Regions from separate parts of the Homo sapiens genome. Here all the other regions are linked to region 2. The links are chromatin contacts, found by Hi-C or POLR2A ChIA-PET in ENCODE. All regions are on one chromosome and are shown on one strand. The core of a region is the stretch at or near the end of the contact, and the rest is flanking DNA. Distances in the headings are between cores, read along the strand shown. Region 1 has its middle 64 kb from the start of DNAJA2-DT. Region 2 has its middle 41 kb from the start of MYLK3. Region 3 has its middle 42 kb from the start of DNAJA2-DT.

Region 1 (4,430 bases), core at 966-3,465, 250 kb after region 2:
CTGGTGCAGGAGAACGCAGATGCCGAGAAGTTGGAATCTGAAGATGGATCATCCATAATATAAAAAATGACACTCCAAATCGGTTTCAAATAAAAGGATATTTCATGATGGTGCTGGCACTGATTGTTTCACGTGGCTTCATGCTTCAAATGTTTTTCGGTCAAATTAAGAGGCCTAGTAGCCATCAAACTCTTGTCCAGTGCAATGACCAGAAATCATTATAAATGAGTTCGAATATTGCTAGGGACATAGATGCACAGCAGTGGTCACAGGGAAGTGAGACCAAGAGATTGTTTCACCGAGGAAATGCCATTATCACATCACTCTCAGAGCCCGCGTCTTTGCTCAAGGAAGGGAAAGAAATCCCCCCAGGATGTCTTATAATTGTTACAGGTGCCACCAAATGTGGGAAATAACTAGAATGCAGGAATTCCAGGAGAAAAATTAGTGGAGATACCTATTGCAGTAAGCGCTGTTTAAGCAATAATAATAAAGGTAAGGGCTCACATTTATGCAGCATTTACTATGAGCCAGCCATTGTTTCAGATACATCTATTAACCACCTTATAAGGTACGCTCAGTTATTATTCCCACTTTAGTGATGAGGAAACCGAAGCATGGAGAGGTGCAGCACAAGCAGGCTCCACCTGGGTCACAGCTTTTTCTCTCGAATCAATTCATTTCACACCAAGTATTGATGCCCTCTAGGTGTCATGGGGGAAAGTGTCCCAATTTCTGTGCTTAAGGGTGGGGTTGGGTGATTAATTTGGAGGAAATCTTCCACATGCCCGGTGTGTCCTGCAGATACAATTGTTGGAGAGGCTGGAGAAACCAATATTTTAGCAGAAGCTTGAGGAACAGGCAGTTTTCCTTGTTTTCACCATCCCTAGATGACGTGGCTGTGAGTTCCATGTAAAAACGTGCAGTTTGCATTACTGTTCTCTTCTCCCTGGCCTAAATTGGATTTAGACTCAGCCCTCCTGCCCTGTCCCGGTCTCTCTGAGGACTTCTACCTATTCCCTCATTCCCCTAGCCCCATTTTGCTCAGATGGGTTTTTTATGGCCATGACTCCACCCAGCTAGAGTTGTCAGATTTAGCAAATAAAAATAGAGGTCCGCCAGCGGTGGCTCATCCCTGTAATCCCAGCACTGTGGGAGGCCGAGGTGGGAGGATCACCCGAGCCCAGGAGTTTGAAGCCAGCCTGGGCAACATAACAAGACCTTGTTTCTACAAGAAATAAAAATATTAGCCAGTTTCGTGGTGGTGCATGCCTGTAGTCCCAGCTACTCAGGAGGCTGAGGAGGGAGGATCGTTTGAGCTCAGGAATTTGAGTCTGCAGTGAGCCAAGATAGTGCCACTGCACCACAGCCTGGTGACAGAGTGAGACCCTGTATGAAAAAAAAAAAGGAGGCTGTCAGTTAAAGTTAAATTCAAATTTCAGATAAACAATGGAAAAATTTTAGTGTAAGTATGTACCATGCAGTATTTGAGACATACTTCATTACTATTTAGAAATATATACATATGTAAAATTAAATTTCTATAGAGATGAGGTCTCACCATGTTGCCCAGGCTGGTCCTGAGACTCCTGGGCTCAAGCAATCCTCCCGCCTTGGCCTCCAAAGTGCTGGGACCACAGGCGTGCACCACCGCGCCCGGCCGGGACATACTTACACTAAAAAAAGTACTTGCTGTCTATCTGAAATTCAGATTTGGGTGGGTCGCCCTGTATTTCTCGAGGCAACCCCTCAGCAGCCCTCAGGGGGGACTCCCTCCGCACTCCAGGCCCTCGGGTGGCGCCTTCGCTGGTTTATCTGCGGTTCACTTGCACCTTCTTCAGAAGTGGCCGACAGCCCACAGCGAAGGCGGCCCCGTGCCAGACTCTTCTCTGGGGATGAGGCTCCGGGGAGGAGACTCCGGGGATGCGCCTCTGGCGGGATCTCCCCTGGAAGAATCTGAGTCCAGTGGGGAGAGGAACACGTCCCGCAGCTGCCCCGTTCCACGGTGGGAGGCGTCACGCGGCCGGGAACACAGGGAGGCGGGGGGCTCCGGAGGCGGCGGCTGGGAGGACCCCGCGGGAGGGCGCCGGGGAGGCCGCGAGGACCGCGCCGGGGGGCTGCGCCCAGGCAAGCTGTGTCCCTCCGAGGCGAAGATAGGAAGCTGCCCCGCGGCGCGCGGTCCCCAGGCAGGGTGCTCGCGGGCGGAGTCAACACAGCCTGGCTTCTGCACCGGCTCAGGCCGCCAGAGGGCGCGCGGGTTCGGGAAATGGCTTCCCCCCCCGCAGGAGGAGGGCCGAGCTCCCCGCGGGGCGGGAGGAGGAGGGAAAACCGAGGACAAGCCCCCGCCTTGGCGTCGAGGGTCTCCACCAAAGCCCCACGCGAGAACGGGCCGCGTGTTTCTGGTGAGAGGGGTCTCGATAGTGCCATCCACCGCGAGGCCCGACTCCCAGCGGCGTCCAGGAAGCAAGGGAGGGAGGGCGGGAGCGGGGACGCGGCCGTTCCCACCCGGCTCCTCTCACGAGACCCGTGACAAATCGCTGGTCGGAGAGAGAGTGCACGGCCCCAAGGAAGGGAGGCACTCAGAGCCCTGTCCTTCCAGACATTCAGACTATTAACTGATGGTTGGTCTAGAGGGGACAGGACGGCAGAGAGACAGAGAAAGCTGGCGAAGGACGCGCAGGATTTCAGATGTAATGCGTGACTCAGAGAGATTGCATAACTTCTTCCAGGCCTCAGTTTCGACGTCTGTCAAATGGGAGTACATTTTCCCTCAGCGGGAGGATCGTTTTGAGTCCAGGAGTTTGAGGCTGCTGTGAGCCCAGATCGTGCTACTGCACGACAGCTTGAGGACAGAGTGAGACTGTCCCCCCCGCCAAAAAAGAGGATGTCAAAGTGAAATTCAAATTTCAAATAGACAATAAATTTTTTTATTTATTTTATTTTATTTTTGAAACGGAGTCTTGCTCTGCCCCCCAGGCTGGAGTGCAGTGGCGCAGTCTTGGCTCACTGCAAACTCCACCTCCCGGGTTCAAGTCCTGCCTCAGCCTCCCGAGTAGCTGGGATTACAGGCGTGCACCACCACATCCAGTTAATTTTTGTATTTTTAGTAGAGACAGGGTTTCGCCATGTTGGCCAGGCGGGTCTTGAACTCCTGACATCAAGTGATCCATCTGCCTCAGCCTCCCAAAGTGCAGGGATTACAGGCGTGAGCCACTGTGCCCGGCCAAAAAAACTTTTGGTGTAAGTATGTACCATGAAGTATTTGGGACATACTTCATTACTATTTAAAAATATATACATACATAAAATTACATTTATATAGGGACGAGGTCTCACTATGTTGCCCAGGCTGGTCCTGAACTCCTGGGCTAAAGCCATCCTCCCGCTTCAGCCTCCAAAGTGCTGGAACTACAGGCGAGTGTACCTCAGTGGTCCAATGAGAAAATCCACTCATCATGTGACTGTGTTTGTAAACCGTGAGGTGTGCAAAATGAGGAGCTGTTGCCCTCTCTTTCCTCCCCTTTCACCACTCTCTTTCCTCCCCTTAAAAAACAGGGGAGGTGGCTCACTCCTGTAATCCCAGCACTTCGGGAGGCCAAGATGGAGGGATTACTTGAGCTCAGGAGTTTGAGAACAGCCTGGGCAACATAGTGAGCACCCCCCTTCTCCACTAAAAATCAAAACAATTACCTGGGTGTGGTGGTGCCTGCTCATGGTCCCAACTACTCTTGAGGCTGAGGAGGGAGGATCGCATGACGCAGATCCAGAAGGCAGAGGTTGCACTAAGCCGAGATGGCTCCACTGCACTCCAGCCTGGGCAACAGAGTGAGACCCTGTCTCAAACAAAACAAAACAAAACAAAACAAAAAACCAGGGGAGAGAATATGTGTTGAATAAAAGAAAGGAAGGAAGGAAGAAGGGTGGGAGGAGAAAAGACAAGAGGAACACAGTCAGGGTGGGCTCTGCCTTTCCTCCTTCTCCTCTTCCCTTGTTAAACGTTCCAGAGACACCGGGCCTTTGATTTCCTTATTTTTCAGATGAGAAGATTCATTCATTATTCGGCAAGTATTACCGAGTCCCCAGTGTCTGCCCTCCCAAGAGGATAGAATCTAGCAGGGCCATAGTCCTGTCCACATAACATTCCCTCATGTGTCTACACTGCTTCAGATTTTGCAAAGCATTTTTACAGCCACTTTCTAATTTGTCCTCCAGGAAACCTTGGCCAGGTGCAGAGACAGGATTAATTGAATTTTCCTCCATTTTACAGACAGGAAGCAAGGTTCAGAGACACCAAGCGCTGCCCAAGGTGGCTTAGTAGCATGGGGGTCAATATGGCTTCTTTCCCAACAAATGCTTCACATGTAGTGAGTTGAAAAACATAGCAGGAGGAAGTGACCTTGTTTGTTGAATAAAAGAGCAAACGGTTAAAA
Region 2 (4,007 bases), core at 465-2,964:
TTGGGAGGCTGAGGTGAGTGGATCACTTGAGGTCAGGAGTTCGAGACCAGCCTGGCCGACATGGCAAAACCCCATCTCTACTAAAAAGAATACAAAAATTAGCTGAGTGTGGTAGTGCACACCTGTAATCCCCCAGCTACTTGGGAAGCTGAGGCAGGAGAATCACTTGAATGTAGGAGGTGGAGGTTGCAGTGAGCCAAGATCAGGCCACTAGCCTGGGTGACAGAGCAAGACCCTGTCTCTTAAAAAGCAAAAAAAAAAAAAAAAAAAAAAGTTTGAAGTATTAGGCCAGGCTTGGTGGCTCACACCTGTAATCCCAGCACTTTGGGAAGCTGAGGCAGGCGGATCACCTTAAGTCAACACAGCAAAACCCCGTCTTTACTAAAATTACAAAAAAATTAGCCACGCGTGGTGGCGGGCACTTCTAGTCCCAGCTACTTGGGAGGCTGAGGCAGGAGAATCTCCTGAACCGGGAGGCGGAGGTTGCAGTGAGCCAAAATTGCGACATTGCACTCCAGCCTGGGCAACAAGGAAAACTCTATCCCAGAAAAAAAAAAAAAAAAAGGTTAAAGTATTAAAAACAACTAATACTAAAATATGTTAATGGATACATAATATAAATAGTAGACAATTGTGACATCAATAGCATAATGTGGGAAGAGAAGAGAGAAAAGCATTCTTGCATGAGAGGGAAGTTATCAGCTTAAAGTAGACTGTGAGAACTATATTCTGTGTAAGCCCCGTGATAACCACAAAGAAAAAGGGAATCAAAACCTAGCAATGCAAAAAAAAAAAAAAAAAAAAAAAAAGAAACAAAATGACAGCAAGAAAAAAAAAGGAAATAAAATAACCACAAGACAAATAAAACAACAAAATGGCAAGAATAAATCCTTCCTTACCAAAAATTACTTTAAATTTGAATGGAATAAATGCATTAAAATCATGCTGAAGAGGTATCTGCACTCCCATGTTTATTGCAACATTATTTGCAATAGCTAGATATGAATTCAACCTAAATATTCATCAACAGATGAATGGATAAAGAAAATATGGTATATACAACAATAGAATATCATTCAGCCTTTAAAAAGAAGAAAATCCTGTCATTTGTGATACTGTGGATGAACCTGGAGGACATCAGGCTAAGTAAAATAAGGCAGGCACAGAAAGACAAATGCCACACGATCTTACTTATATGTGGAATCTAAAAAATGTCAAACTCATAGTACTAGAGTAGAAAGGTGGTTACCAGAGGCTGGGGGTTAGAAGAAGGAGAGAACAAGGAATCAGAGTGTCAAATAAATGATCTAAGAGTACAAAGTTTCCATTAGGATGAAAAATATATAAGATCTAACACACAGTAGGGCAACTATAGTCAATGATAATGCATTATGTATTTCAAAATAGCTAAGAATAAATTTTAAAGGTCTTACAACAAAAAAAATGAGGTGATAGGTATGTTAATTAGCTTAATTATTCCACATTATATAATACATCAAACCATTACATTGTGCCCCATTCATGTATACAATTATAATTTGTCAAATAAAAATATTTTTTAAAACAAAAAAATGTAAATGGAATAAACTCCACAAAAGAAAGATGTAGAGTACCTGAACAGATTTAAAATTTATATGTTGTCTACAAGAAACTCGTTTAGACTCAAGGACACACAAAGGCTGAAAGTGAAGGGAAGAAAAAAGATATTGCATGCAAATGTTAACCCAAAAAAGGCAGAAGTTGCTATAACTCATATCCAAGAAGGCAGACTTTAAGTCAAAAACTGTCACTAGACACAAAGAAGGTCATTTAACAAAAAATGGGTCAACAAGATATAACAATTAGAAATATATATACACCAAACTTAAAAGCACCTAACAAAGCAAATATTGACAGATCTAAAAGTACAAATTGACAGCAATAGTAGTAGGAGACTTCAACACTCCACTTTCAGTAACAGACAGAACGTCCAGACAGAAAATCGGTAAGGAGTGAACTTGAACACTATAACAAATGGACTTAACAGACATAAATAGAACTTTTCACTCAACAGAATACACATTCTGCTTTTCTTCCTCCTCCTCCTCCTCCCCCTCCTCCTCCCCCTCCCCCTCCTCCTCCTCTTCCTCCTCATTCTTATTCTTATTCTTCTTTTTTAAGATACAGGATTTCAATCTGCCACCCAGGCTAGACTGCAGTGGTGTGATCAGAGCTCAGTGTAATCTTGAACTGGCCTCAAGCGATCCTGTCCCTTCAGCCTCACAGTGCTGGGACTACAGGTGTGAGCCACCAAGCCTGGCCTACACATTCTTAAGCACACACAAAACATTCTCCCAGATATATTGATCACGTTAGGCCACAACAGAAGTCTTAACAAATTTAAGGTCAAAATCATATCAAGTATGTTTTCCAACTACATGGAGTGAAATTAGAAATCCGTAACAGCACACACACAAAAAAGGAACATTCACAAATAGTGAAAACTAAATAACATACTCCTAAACAGCCACTGGACTAAAAAGGAAATAAGAAAATGGACCTCACCCTCTGCCTGCCACCGCCCACCCAGCTCCGCCCACCCTGCCAGCTCCGCCCACCCTGCCAGCTCCGCCCACCCTGCCAGCTCCGCCCACCCTGCCAGCTCCGCCCACCCTGCTACCGCGATGAGCTGCTACTCCCGAAAGGCCCGGCCAGCTCCGCCTCCGCGCTCAGCCCCTTCCCCGCCTCGGGAGGGTGAGCGGGCCAGGTGCACACCAAGGGCCAGCCGCTCCGGGAGGTGCGCGCGCTCGGGGGTCCCCTGCATCCCCCGCAGCCAAGTGGATTCGTGGCTGGTGCACAGCGTGGCAGCTGAGGATGCAGACGTGGCTCACGGGCTGCTCGGCGCCACCGCCACGTTGGCCAGAGGAGTCGGCGCCAGCCAGGCTGCACAGTGGGGGCGGCGGGGATCCCCAAGCAGCTCGGAGTAGCCCCTGGGCCGGCGGGGAAGAACGAGAAAAATGAGGCACTAAGAAAAGAGCATGAAGCTGGGGCTCCCAGTTCCCAGCACGAGGAAAATGTGTCAACCCAGAAGAACTCATTACAAAGCAGAACAATGAAGATGAAAACAAACAGCAGATAAACCTGACCGGGAGGCAGAAAAGACCACTGAACCTAGAAATGAGACATCTGAATGGGACAGATACTTCTTTCTCTCTGGAAGATTGTTGTTTTCATCATAGCCTGAAAATTCACTGGAGGGATCTCATCGGGAGATATTCCTCCTTTTCCAGGCAGTATCAATGATGGCATGAATTTCTTCAGCACATTATAATGGAGACTTTACCCAGGCTGTAAGTCACGATGTCAATATTCATGAGGCCATGTTGCTGTGTCCCAACAATACATTTCGAGGAGATCCAGTAGGAAGCACTTCACAGGCACAAGAACCATTTCTACAGTTACATTCTCATACCACCAATCCTGGGCAAACCCTTCCTAGAACTAATTTGAGAGGATCTCTTCCACATGTTGACAATCAGATGACGAATCTAAAAAGCCAAGACCTACTATATGACCTTCCCGTAAATGTATTTGATAAACTTAATGTCATTAGCCACAGACAAGGACTTTGGATGTTTCTCGGCTTTCTGAAGAACCAGATTCTGATTCTGGCCTTTCTTTAGACTCGTCACAATAGCACCTCTATCACCAGGTCTAATTCTTCTCACTCTGTGAAGCTGCTATAGGGTTTTAGTATAGTCTCGTTCCCATCATGACTTAGAAGGTGCTGTAGGAGGCTGCTACCCAGAACCCAGTATGTTTTATCACATGGATCATAGTAGTGATTATGGTTTCCATGGGGATCTTGCATTTCAAGACATATTTTATAACCACACTTATCACTTACAGCCAAATGCACCAGAATCTACTTCGGAATCTTTTTCAGGCCTGGAAAGTCACAGAAAATAAGGAGTAGGTACCTCAGTGACTGATAGAAACTTGAGCTGTGATGAATGGCATGCTAAAGC
Region 3 (4,547 bases), core at 1,451-3,950, 230 kb after region 2:
TTGGCACCCGCGGCCCCAGGCCTGGGTCCCGCCCGCGCGTCCCGCAGACCCCTGCTCTCAGCGCCTGGATCCTTCCAGGGTCTGTCTATGCTCAGGGCAGCCTGCGTGCAGCGACGCCGCCTCCAGAGCGCACCCCCTGGGCGGGAGCCAGGAGAATAAGGAGAAAACCTGAACAGGGCCTCTGTGGCTAAAGGAGGCCAGAAGGCCCCAGAGAAACCCGCGCCAGAGGAGGGCCCCCCAAGCGCTGAGGCCCACGCGCCGCCGCTGGCCCAGGAACTGGCCGAGTGCATGGAGCAGATGGTGCAGAAGCGCATCCTGAAACAGGGAGAGCAGGCTATTGCGGCAACCGAACCCTGGCAGCGAAGGAACTTCCTGCCCCGGAAGAGACAGGGTCTCCCAGGCTGTAGTGCATTGGTGCCATCTGGGCTCACTGCAGCCTTCACCTCCCGGGTTCAAGCGATTCCCCCACCTAGCCCCCTGAGTAGCTGGGATTACGGGGGTCTGCCACCACGCCGGGCTAATTTTTGTATTTTTAATAGAGATGGGGTTTCACCATGTGAAACCCAAGCTGGTCTTGAACTCCAGGGCTCAAGTGATCTGCCCACCTTGGCCTCCTAGAGTGCTGGGCTTACAGGTGTGAACCACCGACCCCAGCCATGTTCAATTTCTTTTTGTTTTTCCCTTATCCTGGAACGATCCCCCTCCCTCGGGGTGGCCTAGGGGCTTGTCTTGAGCACAGAGCCTTTCCAGGACTTCCCTTGGCAGAGAACCCTGGAGTTGGCCTGTCCCTGGCCAGACCCAGGGTCTGGGATTGTTGGGCAGGTGTGAGACTGTCAGAAGGGCACAAGACTCCATTTATTTGCTAATGAAATGTCCCTGCTGCCAGAAGGAAGAGAGGTATATTTAGAAAAAATACAATAAATTGAAGTGAGTATTCAGTGTGTTGCAGAAAGAATATTGTACTCCATCTTCAGGATTAGATTAAGTAGCTGTTGGTAACAAGGATTAGTGGGGAAGCTATATAATCAAACACTGCTTTTCACTTTTGAAAGGATGCCCTGTCAAATGGTTTAGTGCTTTATGCCATTATGTCACATTGACATAATAAATCTCTATTTTTGATAAAAATGGGATAGGATTTACAAGGTTTGAACTCTGGGATCCAAGACTAGAAAACACCATACTATGGTTGGAAACTTTGTGTCCTCCCCAAATTCACAGGTTGAATCTCTAACCCCCAAGATGATGTTGGGAGATGGGCCCTCTTGAGAGGTGATCAGTACTCTCATACAATTGGCCTGAGGGAGCTCATTCAAACACAGCAAAAAGTCATCATCAATGAATCAGAAACAGGCCCTTGCCAAACACCAGATCTGCTCATGCCTTATCTTGGACTTCCCAGCCTCCAGAAATATGAACAATACATTTCTGTCATTTAGAAGACATCAGTTGATGGTATTTTGTTGTAGCAGCCAAAATGGACTAAGACACATCACCAGGAATCTGGAACCAAAACTGTAGGAGCTGCGTGCCCGCAGTTCTGGCATCCTCCTTTATCCTACTCTTTGCTCATTTGCTTCCTCAGCCTACTTTCCTGATAGTTTTGACCTACAGATGACCTTGGCTTTTTCTTTGGCTAATTGCTGATGTTGCTTTTAAAATTAAAGTAATACATGCATAAGTAGAAAATGATTTCTTCCCCACTCTGGATCCCTAGTCCCCTCCACCAGGAAGCAATTTCTGTTAATAATTGTGTCTTAGACATCATCGCAGGTATTTTCTATGCATATATATCCCCATTCTGTATACAAATAAGGGCATGCAACATACATCTTTCCATTTTCACCAAAGTTTGATAAAAACTGTACCCCAAAACAGACGGGTTTATTATTTTACCTTCTTTGGCCAATGCAGAGTTCATATTAGAAAAAATCCAATAGAACCGTTTATATTTTTTCTGTAGTCTTATTCATTCTTTAGATTTTCTTTTTCTTTTTCCAAATCAGATGATCCCTTGGGAGGCATATTAAAGGGTTTAAAATTTAGATCATAAAATAAACCACTCATTTCCAATAAGTAATACAATACCACGCATTATTCAGACACACTGACCATGGTGTGTGTGGCAGGGAATGTTTTATGACTTAAAATTCACAGTGCTGTCATTCTTGCCCAAAACGAGACCAATTTCTACTTTGTGGTGGATATACAGCTGAGGTGTTCAAGAAATAGAGCATTTTCTATTGTTCTGTAGCCTATTTATTTATTTATTTTTTGAGACAGAGTCTTGCTCTGTTGCCCAGGCTGGAGTGCAGTGGCGCAATCTCGGCTCACTGCAGCCTCCGCCTCCTGGGTTCCAGCAGTTCTGCAGCCTCCGCCTCCCGGGTCGCTAGGATTACAGGGACGGACCACCACACCCAGCTAAGTTTTGTATTTTTTTAGTAGAGATGAGGTTTCACCATGTTTGCGAAGTTGGTCTCAAACTCCTGACCTCAGGTGATTGGCCAGCCTCTGCCTCCCAAAGTGCTAGGATTACAGGCGTGAGCCACCACACCTGGCCTATAACCCAATTTAACTTCTACCCAGGACCCCCAGTTGACTAAGGTTGTGGAAATGTGGCATTCTTCCCTGCCCTGGGGTATTGTCTAAGCCCCAGGGCTTCTGTAATACCAGGAAGTTGGGGTTTGTCCTCTATGTTGCCTACCAGGTGTCCACACAGCCATCCATCCACGTCTGCCTGGTCAGGTCCGGTGGACTGGTCCATGCTGTCGTGAATAGGGTCAGGGCTATTCTTCTGTGGCCTCCATTGCTGTGCACAGGCTTAGGAAGTAACTGTCACCCTCTGTGACCACATTCCCCTAGACGCCTATGTGTTCATTTCCTTTCTGGGGTTTTGCAACTTTCCCACACAGGGGAACACAGGCCTCCTATGCTCTCAGATCCTTTGCTTGCAACGTGTTTTCTTCCACAATGTCTATGGGAAAGCACTGGTTCCCATTATCCACATTCATCACTTTCCCTCTCTTCTCTTTTCTTGCCCCACCCAGTCTGCCAGCCCCTCAATCAAGGCCTCTTTTGCTTTTGTGTGGGATAAATGCAGGCAGGGGGTAGGGAAGGGCAAAGGTGAACCTTCTTCTACTACAGCGTTATTATTCTCTTCGCATTTCTTTTGGTCTTAGTTCTTTTGGTCTTAGTTCTTTTGGTCTTAGTTCTGCCCGGCTGGTCTTCTCCTTCACCTGTATCTGGTCCCATAGCAATTAGCCCTTCCTGTGACATCATGTAAAGAATAATCTAGGCTGGGAGTAGTGGCTCACAGCTGTTATCCCAGCACTTTGGGAGGCTGAGGCAGGTGGATCACCTGAGGTTCAGGAGTTGGAGACCAGCCTGGCCAACATGGTGAAATCCCATCTCTACTAAAAATACAAAAAAATTTGCCGGGTGTGGTGGCATGACCCGTAGTTCCAGCTACTCAGGAGGCTGAGGCACAAGAATCACTTGAAACCAGGAGGCAGAGGTTGCAGTGAGCCGAGATCACGCCACTGCACTCCAGCCTGGGAAACAGAGTGAGTCTCCGTTTTCAAAAACAAACAAACAAAACAAAACAAAAACAGTAAAGAATAATCTAGTAGAAATGCGCTACCTGGTGTGCATTTAATTTTCCTGAGGGCTCTATGTCCTAAAGTTTGATCTTCTTTCTGTCCCATGTCATAAGGTTAGAACGCGCAGGGTTTTGGCAAGCCTGAAGCAGAGGGCATAGATTCTGTTCTTTGTCTGTCCTGAGAAGAGAAGCCCTAAGGAGGGCAGCTCAGATGGCCCAGGTGGGAGGCGGAGCCACCGGGTCCAGAAGGTGGCCTGGATCAAGCCTTTAGTCTCAGGAGATAGAGTAGTTTCAGGTGGGGCATGGGAGGTGCCTGTGTCTCGCAGGCTCACACTGGTCCTCTCTCCCTGCTGGACAACTGGCCTTTGTGATTTCCTGCCTCTGACCCCACTTTCCAGATACTTCTGTACCAACTCCCACTGACCATAGACAGATGGATATAAAAGATCATGAGTCCAAGACATAATGTGTATGGCTCTTGATTTAGGGCTGTAAGATGTCGGGGATAGGGGATAATTTAGAAATACTTAAAACAAAAACAATTTTATTATAATAAATACGGACTAAAGTGGGATATACATTCTATTAGGCTGAAAAAAAATCAGGTCCTTTTTTTGCTGTCTAGTGTTATTACAGATGAAGTTTTTAGGAAAGAAGTGAAAACGTACAGTTTTGCTTAAGGCACAGACGTTAGAAAGTCAGTGTCCAACATAGCCTGAACAGTTGGGATGTGGACGACTACGACACGCTCAGGTGCCACCTGTGGTCAGAATGCAGGAGTGCACTCTCAGTTGTGTTTGTGCCGCTCTGCCTGGAGCAGGCTCTGTCATTTTCGCAGCAAAGTTTCACATCTCTCTAGCTGTGCTGTTACTATGGTGAAGGAGGCAGTAAAGGCACTCATCTGTTTCCCTCTTTCAACACCATTGATCATGCTTCATCATCTGAGAAC

The links. Hi-C counts contacts between places; a loop is a spot of excess contacts on that map. ChIA-PET counts read pairs that join two places held with the same protein, here RNA polymerase II (POLR2A). Pooled maps may share reads with other maps.
Region 1: a pooled map shows a loop between it and region 2 (3-fold over the local background). The contact joins two enhancer-like sites. A Hi-C loop is called at or near these places in 5 of 50 pooled maps. POLR2A ChIA-PET finds 5 or more read pairs at or near these places in 3 of 52 experiments (A549 and activated T-cell).
Region 3: a map with no recorded cell type shows a loop between it and region 2 (8-fold over the local background). The contact joins two enhancer-like sites. A Hi-C loop is called at or near these places in 5 of 37 single-sample maps with no recorded cell type and 4 of 50 pooled maps. POLR2A ChIA-PET finds 5 or more read pairs at or near these places in 2 of 52 experiments (GM12878 and WTC11).

What each region holds. Positions count from the first base shown.
Region 1 is chr16:47,035,701-47,040,130 of GRCh38, forward strand. No RefSeq gene overlaps it. Among named protein-coding and RNA genes, the nearest start is that of DNAJA2-DT, 64 kb to the left of the region's middle. RefSeq lists silencers at 1,960-2,149, 2,160-2,389. Within about 2 kb of position 2,216, at least 20 of the 41 ENCODE cell types and tissues checked have a DNase peak (open chromatin) inside an H3K27ac peak, as active enhancers do.
Region 2 is chr16:46,787,362-46,791,368 of GRCh38, forward strand. It overlaps the pseudogene LOC100130180. Among named protein-coding and RNA genes, the nearest start is that of MYLK3, 41 kb to the left of the region's middle. RefSeq lists enhancers at 764-813, 2,966-3,015, 3,026-3,105 and a silencer at 2,766-2,815. Within about 2 kb of position 1,715, at least 12 of the 41 ENCODE cell types and tissues checked have a DNase peak (open chromatin) inside an H3K27ac peak, as active enhancers do; they include GM12878, where a contact is called at or near this core.
Region 3 is chr16:47,013,976-47,018,522 of GRCh38, forward strand. No RefSeq gene overlaps it. Among named protein-coding and RNA genes, the nearest start is that of DNAJA2-DT, 42 kb to the left of the region's middle. Within about 2 kb of position 2,701, at least 4 of the 41 ENCODE cell types and tissues checked have a DNase peak (open chromatin) inside an H3K27ac peak, as active enhancers do; they include GM12878, where a contact is called at or near this core.